Regions from separate parts of the Homo sapiens genome. Here region 1 is linked to region 2. A link is an interaction called in ENCODE POLR2A ChIA-PET data of the cell type or tissue named here. Cell type or tissue: HCT116. All regions are shown on one strand. Links, peaks and the distances in the headings refer to the core of each region. The heading gives the core; the rest is flanking DNA. Region 1 overlaps AOPEP (aminopeptidase O (putative)). Region 2 overlaps LOC105376156 (a long non-coding RNA gene).

The links. Peaks named below come from ENCODE experiments on the same cell type or tissue, not always from the same donor. Only the 100,000 strongest peaks of a DNase experiment are listed, where the experiment ranks them.
Region 1: POLR2A ChIA-PET joins it to region 2 with 5 read pairs; 1 of 35 experiments calls an interaction of 5 or more read pairs at or near these places.

Annotation. Positions count from the first base shown.
Region 1 is chr9:95,014,340-95,022,677 of GRCh38, forward strand. All of the region lies in intron 13 of AOPEP (aminopeptidase O (putative)), which reads left to right. Among named protein-coding and RNA genes, the nearest start is that of MIR6081, 47 kb to the right of the region's middle. RefSeq lists an enhancer at 3,475-4,674. In HCT116, for the core only: no CTCF peak of the experiment used is centred there; DNase peaks (open chromatin) are centred at 4,182 and 4,412; H3K27ac peaks cover 3,027 bases.
Region 2 is chr9:95,378,594-95,386,931 of GRCh38, forward strand. LOC105376156 (a long non-coding RNA gene) reads right to left here. Exons shown (of 3, transcript NR_188614.1): 3 at 7,902-8,338. Among named protein-coding and RNA genes, the nearest start is that of FANCC, 65 kb to the left of the region's middle. In HCT116, for the core only: a CTCF peak has its summit at 1,198 (motif pointing right); DNase peaks (open chromatin) are centred at 4,098 and 5,038; H3K4me3 peaks cover 1,467 bases; H3K27ac peaks cover 1,294 bases.

The DNA of each region.
Region 1 (8,338 bases), core at 265-8,264, 360 kb before region 2:
GGTACATGTCTGTGGTCCCAGCTCCTCCAGGGCTGAGGTGGAGTGTCCCTTGAGCCTGGGAGGCGAATGTTGCTATAAGCCTAGATCGTGCCACTGCCTTCCAGCCTGGGTGACAGAGCAAGACCCTGTTTCAAAAAAAAAAAAGAGAAAAGAAACTTAAGAGTACTTCATTTTATGAGTGTATGGACTTGAGTTGATGTTCTGTCTGTGAAAAGTAAATAGTGGCTACCCAGTGAGTCTTCTATGTCCCGACAGTAAATAACCTTTCCCTGATTCCATGTGGTAAGCAGGATCTCTGCATCTACTCATGGAGGACTACTACTGGATTGAAGGAAGTGGCGCTTTCTGAAGTACCTCATCTAGAAAACTCCATTTCCATTTATCTTCTCACACTCTTGCCTGTCATGTTAGTTCCCCACTCAGAACTCTGGGTTTACATGATTTCAGTTTATATGTGCATAGAGAAACACTGGAAAAAATTAAAGTAGTCTATTTTTCAGATAATGAGGATTGCTGAAAACCTAAGTCAGCCTGAACAACCAGTACATTTTCTTGAATTTATTGTACATAAGTCCCCCACGTAAGAGGCTGCTGGAAAATACCAAAGAGACATGAGAAATGTCATTTCTGGCCATGGGGAGATCAAACACACAGCATATCAAAGATCACTTACAAAGCATCCTGTGATAAATAAATCCACAGCAGCATAACACAAACTAAAGACATGAGTATATGATGCATTTTTACCCGAGGCTACCCTGGGCTAGAGTTTCCATGCCTGGTCTTTGTTTTGATAAAGCAACACTTTACACATGTAGGCTGGAAATTATGGTGGGAAATTGGATAATTGAATTAACTGAGTCCATTTTAGTGCTTTTACCTGGTTTGTAAGCACAGATAGGGGTTTGATTGATGTATATGTAAATAGTGTTAGTGTCTTTATTTGAATATATGCTTTTAAAAATTCATCTATGTTTTGCAAGTAAAGCTGGAACCTATTATAGAAGTCCTGCTGACACCTGTGAATCAAGACGATTTGGAAACCCAAGGCCAGAAATGTAATACTGTTGATTATTCTGTGCATAACACATTTCTTATTAAATTCTATATTTATTCAAACAATTTACAATTTTTATTTGATGTTCACAACGTACAAAACCCTGAGTCAGGAGTAGAGAATACTGAGATGAATAGAATAGTTTATAGTTAGAAGTAGAAAACTATATAGGATAGGAGAATTTATAGATAGATGTAGAAAACTATTATAGGATAGAAGACAATTGAATCACACCTGTATCAGAGGTGCAGGGAAGTGCAGGAGGTATCGGAACAGTTTGGATCTCTATAAGGGAAGTCATCACTTTGGGTATTTTCATTGTCCATAAGCCCTCCTTCAGGCTGATAGCAGGATACAAATACCTGTGCAGTTTCATTCAACTCTTGTTATTTTGTATAATCGAGGATACCATAATTTGTATTCTCAAAATCCAGATTGCCTTCATGAGCACATACTCAGTATGAAATTTTTTTTCTTCTATTTTTAGTAGAGACAGGGTTGCACCATGTTGGCCAGGGTGGTCTCGAACTCCTGACCTCAAGTGATCCGCCTGCCTTGGCCTCCCAAAGTGCTGGGATTACAGGTATGAACCACTTTGCCTGGCCCCGGAAATTGATCTTTTATCTTTGGCTCATAAATGTGAAATCAAAGTGCCACAGCAAGTTTAGGCTACCTCTGAACTTGGTTCAGTCTATTTTACTCTCACTCTTTTTTCCTTTTACTTGCATTAAGCTTTTTTTTTTTTTCCCCCCACGGTAAACCTTTGGTTTTAAGGCAAAATAAAATGTTTCAGAATTGGGGATGGTAACTTTAAGTTCTAGAGTTATTCAAAGTTTCCTTCTCTTGTGATTTTTTTTTTTTTTTTTTTGAAACGTATTCTCTATCGCCCAGGCTGGAGTGCAGTGGCGCGATCTTGGCCCACTGCAACGTCAGCCTCCCGGGTTCAAGCCATTCTCCCTGCCTCAGCCTCCTGAGTAGCTGAGATTACAGGCACCCACCACCACGCCTGGCTAATTTTTGTTTTTTAGTAGAAATGGGGTTTCATCATGTTGACCAGGCTGGTGCTGAACTCCTGACCTCAGGTAATCTACCCACTTTGGCCTCCCAAAGTGCTGGGATTACAGGTGTGAGCCACCGCGCCAGGCCCTTTTGTGATTTTTGAATGTTAGGTTGTCATTCAGATAGCATCCCACACGTTTCCAGCACCACAGATATAGCATGACCTTTTTTTATTGAGATGGGGTCTCATTCTGTCACCCAGGCTTAAGTCCAATGGCATGATTATGGCTCACTGTAAGCTCAAACTTTTGGATTCAAGTGATCCTCCTGCCTCAGCCTCCTGAGTAGCTGAGACTACAGGTGTGTACCACCATGTCAGCTTTTTTTTTTTTTAAAAGAGACAGGGTCTCTATGTTGCTGGTCTTGAACTACTGGCCACAAGCAATCCTTGTGCTTCAGCCACCCAAAGTGCTAGGATTACAGGCATGAGCCACCACTCCCGACCCTGGCATTTTCTTAGATAAGGTAACAGTAGTCATTTTATGTGGCCTCACTTGTAACTACAAGTCACATAGCTCATGCTATTAATTTATAATTATATATAATTATATATATAATTTATGTATATATAAAATGTGGCAATTTTCTACCATTAATTTGGTGTCCAAGAGGAGAAAAAGCTATGAAGGGCATGAGACATTAAACAGGAATGGCAGAAAGAATCCAGGAGAAAAGCAGAATGTACCTCTGGATCCTATTCGTATACAAGTGGGTTTCTGTTTTTTTTTCTCCCTAACCATCACACATACATAAGCTTTAGTTTTCAGTGTCAAAGCTATACAGTCACACATCACTTAATTATGGGGAAATGCTTCATGTGGTGATTTCATCATGGTGAGAACATCATAGAGTATACTTAGACAAACCTAGATGGTAGAGCCTATTGCTCCTACACTTCAAATTTGTACAACATGTTACTGTACTGAATACTGCAAGCAATTGTAACACATTGGTAATTATTAATGTATCTAAACCTGTCTAAACATAGAAAAGGGACAGTAAAAATACAGTATTATATTCTTATGGGACCACCGTTGTGTATGTGACCCATCGTTGACTGAAATGTCGTTATGCAGCGTGTGGCTCTACCTTCAACATTTACTCCTGATGACAAAGGTAAAGATTGCTGAGTGCCCCCACAGACAGCAAAGATGGTGATTCTGAGTCTCGCTCTTAATGACTTTCTTGAGTTATATGTCATGTATACGTTACATGCCAGGAAATTCATCCACAGACAGTTTGTTGAGTTTTAAGAAATGCTTATAGTTGTGTACCTGATACGACAGTCCAGTTTTAGAACATTTCCATCACCCAGAAAGTTCCTTGTATCCATTTGTAGTCAATCCCCATTCCTCCTCCTAGCCCCAGGCAAGTACTAGTCTGCTTTCTGGTTTATAGTTTACCTTTTCTAGAAATTTCATGTAATTGAATCATACACTACTCAGTCTTTTGGATCTGCTTCTTTCATTGTAAAGTTTGAGCTCCAGTGGTGTTGCATGTATCACTAGTTCCTTTTTATTTTAAAGTAGTTTTGCATTGTATGGATATACTACATTTTGTTGATCCACTTACTGGTTATGAGATGTTTGGAATGTTTTTTGCAGTTTTTGGCTATTATGAATAACCCATCTGTGGACACTGGTATAACTGTCTTTGTGTAGACATATGTTTTCATTTCTCTTGGGTGGGTACCTAGGCATTGAATGGCTTGGCTATATGGCAGGTATATGTTTAACTTTTTAAGAAGTTGCTAGACTGTTTTCCAAAGTACCTGTACCATTTTACATTTCCACCAGCAGTGTTTAAGGTTTTTAGTTTCTCTGCCTCCTTGTCAGCTCCTGGTATTGTCAGACTTCTTTATTTTAGCCACTCCGGTGGGTGTTCAAACGTGCTTTTTTATACTTAACATTTTATTTCTTGAGAGGATTTGAAAGTGTCTAGATACCTTAATGCTGCTCGTGTCTTCCATTTTACAGACCAGAAGGCATTGGCCCAGTAAATGGGAATCTAAATGTCTCACCCGAGATTCCCAAATGAGTCACTGAGCCTAGAATCTTCATGCGTCAGTTGGAGTTGTAGCAACCTGCTTTTGTTCTGTCAACTATTGTGACTCAGAATCCTCTCTGTCCTTGTAGCATTGTTAGGTGTGCCTTTCTTTTTATCCTTTCAAAATCATCTGTTCTTATCCTCTCTGGAATTGTGTCTGATGACATGCAGCTTGTTTTCTGCAGAAGAATGCTAGTGTTGTGGAGAGGTTCTCTCTGCCTCTTGGCTGCAGCACACAGGCGCTGGGTGGTCAGACCTGCTTCCGAGGCTGTCTCCACAGTGACTGTGCAACCGCATGTCATCCTGTGAAAGGGCAGATACGTGCCTCGTCAGAGCCTTGTGGGAGTTAGTGAGGGGACTTCTCTAAGGCAGCTAGTACTCACTCAATACTTAATGCATCTTAAGGCACCTCTTCACAGAAGGCGGTGGAAGGCTGCTTACGTGATGGCATGTGGATAGCGATGCCATCCGTTTGTTTTTTTCTCCTCCATGACAGAGAAGCAGGAAAACATTCCTAAATTTATTTATAGACGTTAAAAAAAAATCAGGCTTGGTTTTTTCCTGTAACTGTTCTTCAGCCGGCAGCAAGTATAGCAGCAAGTATACAGCAGCAAGTATACAGCAGCAAGTATACAGCAGCAAGTACAGCAGCAGCAAGTACAGCAGCAGTACTTTATGAGTTGTTGTGTTTATTCCCTGCCTTTTGGCTTTACTCAAGAAAACCAGTTGTGTTTCTCAGAGCAACTGTATTGTTTTATTTGCCACTCTCTTCACTTTGTCCATTATAGTACAATAGATTGTCCTTGTCCCGTCTCCAAATTGGAAGCTCCCTAGGTGGTGGTCAGGCTGTTGATGAGATTTGTATTCTATCAAAGCTCCATTTTAGATAATCTATCATCATTTTTTATACGCAGTAAGTCGCTGATTTTGTTTCTTTTTTTCAAACAGTTTTGATTTGAAGTTCCTTTAAAGGCTGTTGGAGCTTTTGCAAATACCCAGCTAATGAAAGGCACTTAAGATTGGGCCCATGTGCATCATCACATTGAAGTTTTCTGTCTAAAGGAAGGTTCCAGCTACCTGTTACCCTTTTGCTAAACACAGTTGCAGTGTTGCAGTGTATTTCATGACAAAAGTGTACTCTAGTTTTCTGTGAAATGATTATTTTCTCTGAAATGATTCTTGGTCATGTTGAGCTTCTAAATGTTAAAGAGAACATAGTGCTTTTGACCTGTGGAAATCTCATCTTGGTACCATGGTGCTGCACAGACCATCAGGAAGAACTGAAAAGTTCAGGCAACTTGAGAAAATAAAGTCACCACCAGCAAGAAGCTGTCTAAAATAACCGGAAGATTATAACCCAAGCACGTGGAGGAGTGTGCTAGTGAGTAGAATGTTATGAAAGCTACTAGAGGTCCTCCATAGATGCATGTGCTAGTCCTAAGGAGAAGGAAGAGGAGAAGGATTGCCACGGAGGAACACCTGAAGTTTCAGTTGAGCACTTTGTTTGGAAAGTTGTCCAAGGCTGGAGTTGTGAGAGCTGGGAAAGACCTCACAAGCTTCTCTAATTCAAGTCCTTGTTTCACATATGAGAATGCAGAGGCCCTGAGAAGTTGATTCCCAGGCCTGCATGCTGGCCTGGAACTAGAGCCTGGGTCTCCTCTTGCTTTTTCCAGCTGTCTGCCCAGGTAGCTCCCCAAGGCAGGCATGGAGGCAGAGCTGCTTTGGGTTCCAGGTAAGGAGAGATGTGTCCAGGTGGCCTTTGTTGTATTGTGGGGCACAGACACTGAGGGAGACAGGGAAAGGTCTGGGAGACACAAGATGGTACCCCAGAAGGCCATCCTTTGTAGACTAGACACACATCCAAAGGGAGGGCTGTTTCCTGGCTTATTGAGGACTTTTCCATTTGGGCTAGAAGTAAACTGAGTCAGATTTTGAGAGATCAGTAATTCCAAAGAGCAGATAAGGATTCTATAGTAACACAGCTGGGTTCACTGCACGGGTTGATGTCAAATTGTGCTTTTCATGTTACATTAGTGGATTTTACAAGGCACAGATTATTTGACATTTTTGTGATGCTTGTTATAGACCAACTGTGACATGACAGTATTATTTAAAAAAAAAAAAAGAAATATAGGGCCAGGCATGATGGCTCACGCCTATAGTTTCAGCACTTTGGGAGGCTGAGGCAGGTGGATCGCTTGAGCTCAGGAGTTCAAGACCAACCTCGGCAACATGGTGAAACCCCGTCTCTACTAAAAATGCAAAAATTAGCCAGGTGTGGTGGTGCATGGCTGTGGTCCCAGCTACTCAGGAGGCTGAGGTGGGAGGATTGCCTGAGCCTGGGAGGTGGAGGTTGCAGTTAAGCCGAGATTGCGCCACTGTACTCCAGCCTGGGCAACAGAGTGAGACCTTGTCTCAAAAAAAAAAAAAAAAAAGACATAAGCATGACCAGATAAATTGACATTTTGTTTTGAAATGCAGTAATGGCACTCTCACAAATGACCTTTTCACCAGTCTGTGCTGGTATTTGTAAATATATATGTTAGTATTGTTTTCTAAAATGCAAAGCTGATTTTCATGTTTATATATATTCATACCTTGATATATTGCAATTTTAGAGTTTCTGCAGTCTGTCTAACTTGGCTGTTTGTTCATAGGCCAGATCAAACTACCCTCATTCCCCAAAACTTGGATTGTGAAGGGATTAGTGCCCCAGAACTCTCTGTGTTACTGGCAGGGCAAAATGGGTAGGAATAGTCTGGCTTAGGGAAAAAGACATATTTTCTCTCTAACACAACTGGCAGATACTGAAGTGGGCAGGTGGCAAGAAAAGGCAAGTACTGAGCTGATTCAGACTTGCAGAAAGCTTCCTCTCCTCCTTCTTAGCAAAATGAAAGGCTCTGGGAAAAGGCACCTGCCTTTCCCTGCCTTGAGGATCCTGGCATCCTTGAGTCTTTATTGAAGATTAATTTAATGACTTGGTCAACAATAGCATTACCTAATCACAGAGCATCAGATTATCATAAGACAAATTTAAATGATGCCGAAGTATCTTCCAGCAGAGGATTAGTGATGTACCAGCATGCATGTGTAGCTTGTGTGGGTGTGTGTGCATACAAGCATGCACATGTGCGCACACACACAGAGAGTCTAATTGGCCTTTGTCCTCTGAGCAGGGGGCAGGTTTGGGCTGGGGCCTGCTGTGTGACCACAGTCTCCCATCTTAGATTGAAGCTACATCGCTGTGTGCATCTAACTCTTGATTCACGGTCTGACCGACGCCTTGGTTTCTGGAGAACTGCCCTCGTTTATGGAAGAGTCACTGTCATCAGGAGCCATCCCAGGGAGAGGCTCAGTGGGAAGTGTAAAGGTGGAGCAAGTAAACCGGCTCCAGAAGAGAAGGCGAAGAAGGACTATTTCTGTTTAGATTTGCTTAACCGCATTTTCACTTTCTTGGGAACCCCTGATGGAGTTCAAGGTCATAGAAGAGAAGAAATCAGACACTGCTACAGGACTCTTGCTCTTGGTTCAGATTATTCAATGGGAGGGGAGAAGAGAGTAGTCGCAAGTGATTGTTGTAGATTTTGTCTCAGCTTTTTGTTTTTCTTTGTATCAAACCTGTTTTGAGATCATACACTGTTACAGAGAAAGAGAGGAGGCATATTATAAACGTGTGGACTTCAGTGTTATTCCTTCTCTTCAAAATGATGTTCCAGGTGTCTAGAGGGTGAGGTATGTCATTTACATGAAGGTTAAGAATAAAACAGAAAGTGCCTCTATGGTATTCTTAGTGGGGTTTTTTTCCTCTGAAAAACTGTTGCCAGCATATTTGGGAATACATCCTTATATTATTATTTTTGAGATGGGGTCTCTGTCGCCAGGCTGGAGTGCAATGGTGCGATCTTGGTTCACTGCAACCTCCACCTCTTGGGTTCAAGCGATTCTCCTGCCTCAGCCTCCTGGGTAGCTGGGACTACGGGTGCCCGCCACCATGCCTGGCTAATTTTTTTTGTATTTTTAGTAGAGATGGGGTTTCACCGTGTTAGCCAGGATGGCCTCGATTTCCTGACCTCATGATCCGCCCGCCTTGGCCTCCCAAAGTGCTGGGATTACGGGCGTAAGCCACCGCGTCTGGCCTATTTTGTTTTTTTTTAAAGACAGTTCATTATTGTCTAT
Region 2 (8,338 bases), core at 63-8,062:
GATTTGATGGATTGCATTGAATTTATAGATCAATTTGGGGATAATTGGCATCTTAACAATATTCTGTTTTCCAATCTATAAACATAGGATATCTCTGTATTTATTTAGGTTTATTTAATTTTCTTTATAATTTTCTTTTTATTTTATTAGAGACAAGGTATTGCTCTGTTGCCCAGGCTGGAGTGCCATGGTGCAATGTAAGCTTGGACTCCTGGGCTCAAGTGATCCTCCCGCCTCTGCCTCCCAAGTAGCTAGGGCTATAGGAATGCACCACCACACCAGCTAATTTTTTCTTTTTTGTAGAGAAGAGGTCTTGCTATTTTGCTTAGGCTGGTCTCGAACTCCTGGGATCAAGTGATCTTCCCACCTTGGCTTCCCAAAGAGCTTGGATTACAGGTGTGAGCTACCATGCTTGGGCTATTTTTACTTTTTTAGAGATGGGGTCTCTTTCTGTTCCCCAGGCTTGAGTATAGTGGCACAATCATAGCTTGCTTTCTGTGGTCATGAACTCCAGGACTCAAGTGATCTTCCCACCTCAGCCTCCCAAGTAGCTGGGATTACAGGTGCATGTCACCATGCCCAGCTAATTTATTTATTTTACTTTTTTAGAGTGAGGGTCTTGCTACGTTGGCTAGGCTAGTCTTGAACTCCTGGTGTCAAGCGATCCTCCTGCCTCAACTTCTGAGTAACTGGGATTACAGGTGTGAGCCATTATTCCTGTGGCTTTTTTTTTTGGGATAGGGTCTCACCCTGTCGCCTAGCCTAGGCTGAAATGCAGTGGCACAATCTTGGCTCACTGCAACCTCTGCTTCCCAGGTTCAAGCAATTCTCGTGCCTCAGCCTTCTGAGTAACTGGGATTACAGGCGCACACCACCACACCTTGCCGATTTTTGTATTTTTAGTAGACATGGGGTTTCGCCATGTTGATCAGGCTGGTCTTGAACTCCTGACCTCAACTTATCCACCAGCCTTAGCCTCCCAAAGTGCTGGGATTATAGGCATGAGCCACTGTGCCCAGCCCTGTGGCTTCTCTTAACAATGTTTCATAGTTTTCAGCCTCCAGGTCTCATAAATCTTTGGTGTAGTGATATATCTATATTTGCAATATATTCAGATAATAACAAAATGTTGATTGAAAAAAAGACAAGTAGATATAGGATGTGATGTTACGCCAGCTAAGAAAAAGCTTAGATATGGGCAGAGTGGGCGGTTTTTTCCATTGGGGCAGTAGAGGGCACCTGCCACCTTTTCTCTCATTTGCTCTGCGTCTCTTCTTTTTGGAGGAACAGAGCCAGTAATGGAACCAGAAAGAGTGAATTGCCCGAGTCACTGCTGGTGGGTCCCTCACACTCCATCTATGCACTTCAGATGGAATGGAGCCATCCTGTCACAATAAATGGGCTCACGGTTGTTTACTGGGCCCAAGCCAGGCCAATGAGCCTCATTACAATGAGGATGCGATGTTTTCCTTTTGAAGGGATTAGCTACTATGGGGAGGATATCTTAAGCCCAGAGCTGTGGAAGGCTACTTTTGTCGTCTTTTATTGAACCTGCCTGTCAAATCTAGAGAACTCCATCAGATTAGGTAATTATGGAATGCAGTTTGTGGTAACCAGCCTCCAATATCACCTTGGAGTTGTCTCTTGGATAGTGCTCCAAGATAGTTACCCCCAGTGATTCTTGCCACCTTCTAGTCATCTTTGTTGAACCCCGTTTGTGTGTGTGTGTGGTTTTTTTTTAGATGGAGTCTTGCTTTGTCGCCAGGCTGGAGTGCAGTGGCGTGATCTCGGCTCACTGCAACCTCCACCTCCCGGGTTCAAGCGATTCTTCTGTCTCAGCCTCCCAAGTAGCTGGGACTACAGGTGCCCGCCACCATGCCCAGATAATTTTTGTATTTTTAGTAGAGACAGAGTTTCACCATGTTGGCCAGGATGGTCTCCATCTCTTGACCTTGTGATCCGCCCGCCTCAGCCTCCTGAAGTGCTGGGATTACAGGAGTGAGCCACCGTGGTCGGCTCCCTTTGTTGTTTTTTGTTTTTTTTCTTTGAGACAGAGTCTTGCTCTGTCACCCAGTCTGGAGTACAATAGTGCAATCTCAGCTCATTGCAACCTCTGTAACCTCTGCCTCCCAGGTGCAAGTGATCCTCATGCCTCAGCCTCCCAAGTAGCTGGGACTACAGGTATGCACCACCAAACCCGGCTAATTTTTGTATTTTTAGTAGAGATGGGGTTTCACCATGTTTGCCAGGCTGGTCTTGAACTCCTGACCTTAGGTGATCTGCCTACCTTGGCCCCCCAAAGTGCTGGGATTATAGGCGTGAGGCATTGTGCCCAGCCCCACTTCCCACTTTGAACAGGACTGATCAATGTAGGCAATGGGATATTGCAGAAATGATGGCATTCGATTCCCAAAGGTAGGTCATGAAAGATATTGCAGCTTCTACTCTGCCCTCTCTTGGAACACATGCTCCGGGGGAAGCCAGCTGCACATCACAAGGACATCAATGCACTTAATGTGAGTTGCTCCCTGTGTGAGGTGGAACTGGAGCGCCCACCAACATGTGTTTGAGCTGCTCTCTAGCCTGGCCAAGCCTTCCCATGGCTGCCTCTCAGCCAACATGTTTCTTGCAACCTCATGAGAGACCTTAGCACCAAGCTCATCTGCTCCCAAATTCCTGACTTGCAGAAACTGTCTGAGGTAATAAAGGTTGATCGTTGCTTAAAGCCACAAAGTTTTGAGGTGACTTGTTACATGCAATAGATAACGAATACGTGGTCTAATATAGCTCACTCCGATTTGCCCCAGCTTAAGACAATCCATTTTTTCTTAACTCTCCTTGTTTTTATTTTCTCAATGACTCAGCTCCTTCTGGGCCAGAGTCCCTTGAGAGATTGCCTGTCCTCAGTGATTGACCACACTCTGTTCCTCGCCCGAGCCCTGCTGCCGGAAAGCCCCCTTGGCCACAGTCATATTAAGACATGATCCTTAGGTTTCCTCCTCACAGACACCACACCTGATTCTATAGTCCTTGGCTTATTTCCATGCTCTCATTGGAGCTTTTTCCTCCCTGCAAAGTTCCTCTTTCCCCAAGTAGCTCCACTCCTTGCATTGCACTTTTCTTGTATTTTCCATTCTTTTTTCTCTACCTCTCTCGCTCTCTCTTCTTCTCTTATAATCATAGAATTTTCCAAATATGTCACTCCCTAAATGTGTCTACTTTTTCACAATACTGGTGACTTTGTCTGTGCCGTGTGTTACACTCATTGGTCCATTCATTCATTTAACAAGTACTTCTTATGTTCCTGCCACGTGCTAGGCACTAGGCTAAGTGCTGGAATACTTCTGCCTGGAACACCCTCGCCTCCGAATGCCCTCTTTCTCCACCTGAGCTTCCACCCAAGTGAATTCATCTGACTTTTATTATGGGCTCATTCAAGGTCAGACACCGCGCTAGACATGCTTTAAACCTCAACTCAAATCACAATTTCTTATAAGACTTCCTTTTTCCTCCAGCCAGAGTTAATTGCTCCCACCACACTCTATATTGGCATTCCCATAATGTTTTGTTTGTTCATTTGTGTATTCATTCATTATTTCATGGGCATTTTTGAGAGTCTGCTATATGCCTGACACCATGTTAGGAGCTGGGAAAGCATGGTGTGAGGTAAGTGCCAACAGACATTTGTACCTAATGCAATGGAAACTCCAAGGTAGAGAAACTAATTGCATGTTGTAATTATTTCCCTTGGTCCCCGTGTTCTTCACAGACCTTGAGCTACCTGAAAGCATGGATTACCTCTTCTGGTTATTCCCACAACCTAGCACAGCCTCTAGCGCACGGAAGGTACTTAATAAAGATTTGTTGTGTGTTTGAAGCTCAGTACATGCTATTTGACAAATTGGGAGCCAACCTGCGTTGGATCATCAAACAGCCACAGGAAAGTAATTATCTCCCTGGGCCATCACATTTTGGTTTTTATCTTTTCTCCAAGTTGATTTAAAACAAAAGCTCATCTACAACTTAATTACATTTCAGCCCCTCTGGCCTGGTCAGGTTGGCAACATGCCAAACCCACAGGTGGAGTCATAGGAGCCGGTGGGTAGGTAGGAAGCGGCGGCTCGAGAATATTGGGCGCTTAGAGAGAAGTGAAGGAGGAAAATAAACTGCTGGAAGACGAGTTCGAGGTCAAATACAAGGAGGGCCACCTTTAAATTTTTTTTTCCTCTGGGACGGAGTCTTGCTGTGTTGCTCAGGCTGGAGTGCAGTGGCGTGATCTCAGCTCACTGCAACCTCCGCCTCCTGGGTTCAAGCAGTTCTCCTGCCTCAGCCTCCCAAGTAGCTGTGATTACAGGCATGCGCCACCACACCCAGCTAATTTTTGTAGTTTTAGTAGAGACGGGGTTTCACCATGTTGGCCAGGCTGGTCTCAAACTCCTGACCTCGTGATCCACCCGCCTCAGCCTCCCAAAGTGCTGGGATTACAGGCATGAGCCACCACACCCAGCCAACAACATTCTAAATTTCTATAGGGCCAGCCAGCCCTGATAAAAGCTCAACAAATTAGTTTTAGCCTGCAGTCGGAAAATAAGCAAAGGATCTTAGATGAGCTAAAGGCTAAAACCAGAAAATACCTGAATAACATTGACAGCTTTGCCCAACCCTGTTTACGAGCTGCTGGCCTGCTGTTTGCATCCTTGCCAGCTGCAGACTTGCGTGGCTGAGAAATGCAGTCAAAGTTGGTGAAATGACTTGCAGATTTTACACCTAACAATGAAAAAATTTATTTACATAAAATAGGATCTGCTGAGGGGACTCTCGTGAATTAGTTTCGGGGTAGCTTGTGGTTTCTCCACAGGTTGCCAGTTACCCTGGTGGTTCAGCGAGGCTTTTTTGTAGGCAGAATAATTCATTCCAAAAAACGAGATGATGAGATAAGAGTATGCTCTGAGATATTTCACTGTTTGGAAGACTTGCATTCCAATGTGGATAGTAAGCTAATTTGCTTATCTTAATCCCATCTTTGGATTGACTAGCATTTCAAAATGATAACGTGTTCTGGAATCTCAGACCTCCCTTTGGAAGTGTTCAGGCAAAGCAGCTTGGTTAGATTCCTTTAATGTCACTGCCACTTTGCTAAAAACCAATAAAATCCTGCTATAATAAATATGATACTATAGAAATCTCCATGTCACAGTAGTCTCACATCACAGCATTGACCCATTTATTTTTCCCAATTGTATATGAGAAAAAAATTGTTTCACCAACAAAATAATTACATAGATTGTAATTCAGAAGTTACTTCCAGATTTCCTAATTTGGTATGGGCAAGTTTATTTTACTAAAATGGTTTGCAATAGACACGGTTTCATTTAAGCTAAGTTGACTTTCTGGTTACTTGTATTCTTGGATGATTCCTCTGGGGGACTGAGGTGCCCCTGGCAATGCCAGTGAAGAAGGCAACACAGACTGAACTTTTTCCCCCTGTCCTGGCCACTTCTGATTGCTGAACTGAGTGCTCTTGACCAATCTGTGAAGCCAGATGTCCTGGATGCTTGTGAGTTTTAGCCCCTTTTCTATACTTGGGAGATGCCCTGCCTGATCCTGGCTCCCATCTTGGAGGCTGAAGCCTCCATATCTTTGCCTCCCCAGCCTCGCTTGACACCAGGTAAAGGCTTGGCTTACCAGGTTCTGCCCAGCAGTGACAGCAGAGAACCTTTAGTGGCAGGGAACTCAAGGGGCAGTATGGGGGGGTGTCTGACACCCACGGGAAAGGTGGGCACGGGGCAAGAAATGCAGCCTGTGTACAGCACCCATAACACCCGGGTCCTCCTGGAGCAGTTCTGCGGGGCAATCCCAACTATGGTCCCGCCCATGTGGGTGCCCTGCGGGGCTCTCTAGCCTCCATGAACCACCCTATAACCTGTCAGTGAATTTTCTCCTCGCTTAAAGCAGCAGGAGTAAGTTTCAGCTGCTGACATTAAGAGCCCCTGCTGATTCCTTTATTTCATGTTCTAGTCTTCTCTTTTATCTCCAGTCCTTTTCTTGACACCACTGTTCCATGTCCCCCTCCACCAGAACAAAACATTTAACTTCCACTCCAGTCTTTGTCCACTGGTGCTGCTGTAACAAAATACCATAGACTGAGCCATTTATAAAGAACAGAAATGTAAGGCCGGGTGCGGTGGCTCACACCTGTAATCCCAGCACTTTGGGAGGCTGAGGCAGGCAGATCACAAGGTCAGGAGATCGAGACCATCCTGGCTAACACGGTGAAGCCCCGTCTCTACTAAAAATACAAAAAATTAGCTGGGCATGGCAGCGTGCGCCTGTAGTCCCAGCTGCTGGGGAGGCTGAGGCAGGAGAATGGCATGAACCCGGGAGGTGGAGCTTGCAGTGAGCCGAGATGGCGCCATTGCACTCCAGCCTGAGGGACAGAGCGAGACTCCGTCTCAAAAAAAAAAAAAAAAAAAAAGAACAGAAATGTATATTCTCCCAGGTCTGGAGTCTGGGAAGTCCAAGATCAAGGCACCCACAGGTCCAGTGTCTGTGAGGGGTGCTCTCTGCTCCCAAGATTGTGCCTTGAGTGCTGTGTCCTCACACGGCAGAAAGTGGACGGGCAAAAAAGGGGCAAATGCTGTGTGATGTTTCTTTTATAAAGGCCTTCACCCTAGTCACTAGAGCTCTGCCTTCATGACTTAGTCACCTCTGAAAAGCCCCTTCTTTTAATACTATCACAGTGGTGATTAAGTTTCAACACTTGAGTTTTGGGGGGTACATAAACACTCAAACCGTCATCACTCCCAATACCCAGGCAAACGCTAAGTCATGTTACATTCACTTGTTCAGCTAACAACTATTTATGAAGCTCACCCTCTGTACCGGACAGCATGTAACACTGGGGAAGTAACAGTGAGTTCCCTGTGGTCCTAGGTCCCAGGATATCATTGTCTAGTGTCCACATACCAGGTACTAAAATGCACACGGTATCCTGCACCACAGAAGAGGAGAGTCATTTATTGACCCTGTCCTCTTGTTCTCATTCTCGTTCCTGACAGACTTGCAAAGCCCTCCTGCCTTAGAATTCCTCAGAGTGGGACAAGACCAGCTGCCACCGCCACAGGACTGGGGAGTTTGCCAGAAAAGCACATTTTCAGGCCCCAGCCCACACCTACTGGATTTGAATCTCTGGGGCGGGAGCCTGGGAATCCATGTGAAGCAGCTCTCTAAGGGATTCTCACCCACCCTACAGCTGAGAAGCACTGCTGTAATGGGCCTTCCAAACTCCAGTTTTCTTTTTTAAGCCATTATTTCCCTAACACATGGTTCTGATAATGCCGCTGCATTGAGAAGAAATCACCAATGTGCCACTGTACATTGAGTAACTTCCGTCCTTTCTGTGCTTCTTTCTTGTTGCGAGGAGCAGAGACCCATTCAGGTTGCTGACACGCGGGAGTTTATTGTAGGTGTAACTAAAGCACCTTCTCCTGACCACCCAGGCAAGGTGTCCTGACATTCCTGTTTAGCCCCAGGGTGTGTCTAGCTTTCTCCATGGGGTTACATGTTTCTAGGAGAGTTACTGGAGAGGTATTTTCAGTACCAGGAAAACATGGAAAATTGGGAAAAATAACAAACAGCTTCACCAACCAGGTCCCATGGACACCCTGAGGAACCAGAGGTTCAGGCGCTAATGAGATTTTCCTGCTGCCTCCTCATCAGCAGGCAGCTCTGCTCTCTACTTTCCTGCTCTACCTCTAAAAACAACAACATATCATTCGTTTTATTTTGCATCAAAGGCAATTTTCCAGGCTGTTGAGGATTTTAGGGAGCATTAGGGGCTGCATCTATTATTAATACCTTTTAAACATTTCTCCCCAGATTTATAAGATTTGCACTTATGATATTTTTCAGAGCAGTTCTTTATTTCAGAAGAATCGAGCAGATAGAGTTCCCAGCCCAGCCCCACCATCTTGCTTCCCTGTTATAAACACCTTACATTGTATGGTACATTTGTTACAATTAATAAGCCAATATTGATATATTATTAGCAACCAAAGTCCATCGTTTATTCTGATTCTCTTAGTTTTTTTTTTAAACCTAGTATCTCTTTTCTGTTCCAGGACCCCATCCAGGATACCACAGGACATTTAGTTGTTCTGTCTCTTTGGGTTCCTATTGATTGTGACGGACCAAGCCTGTCCAATCCTCTGCCCATGGGCCACATGTGGCCCAAGACAGCTTGGAATGTGGCCCAACACAAATTCGTAAACTCTCTTAAAACATTATGAGATTGATGCACGGACCTTTTTTATTTTTTAGCTCACCAGCTATCCTGAGT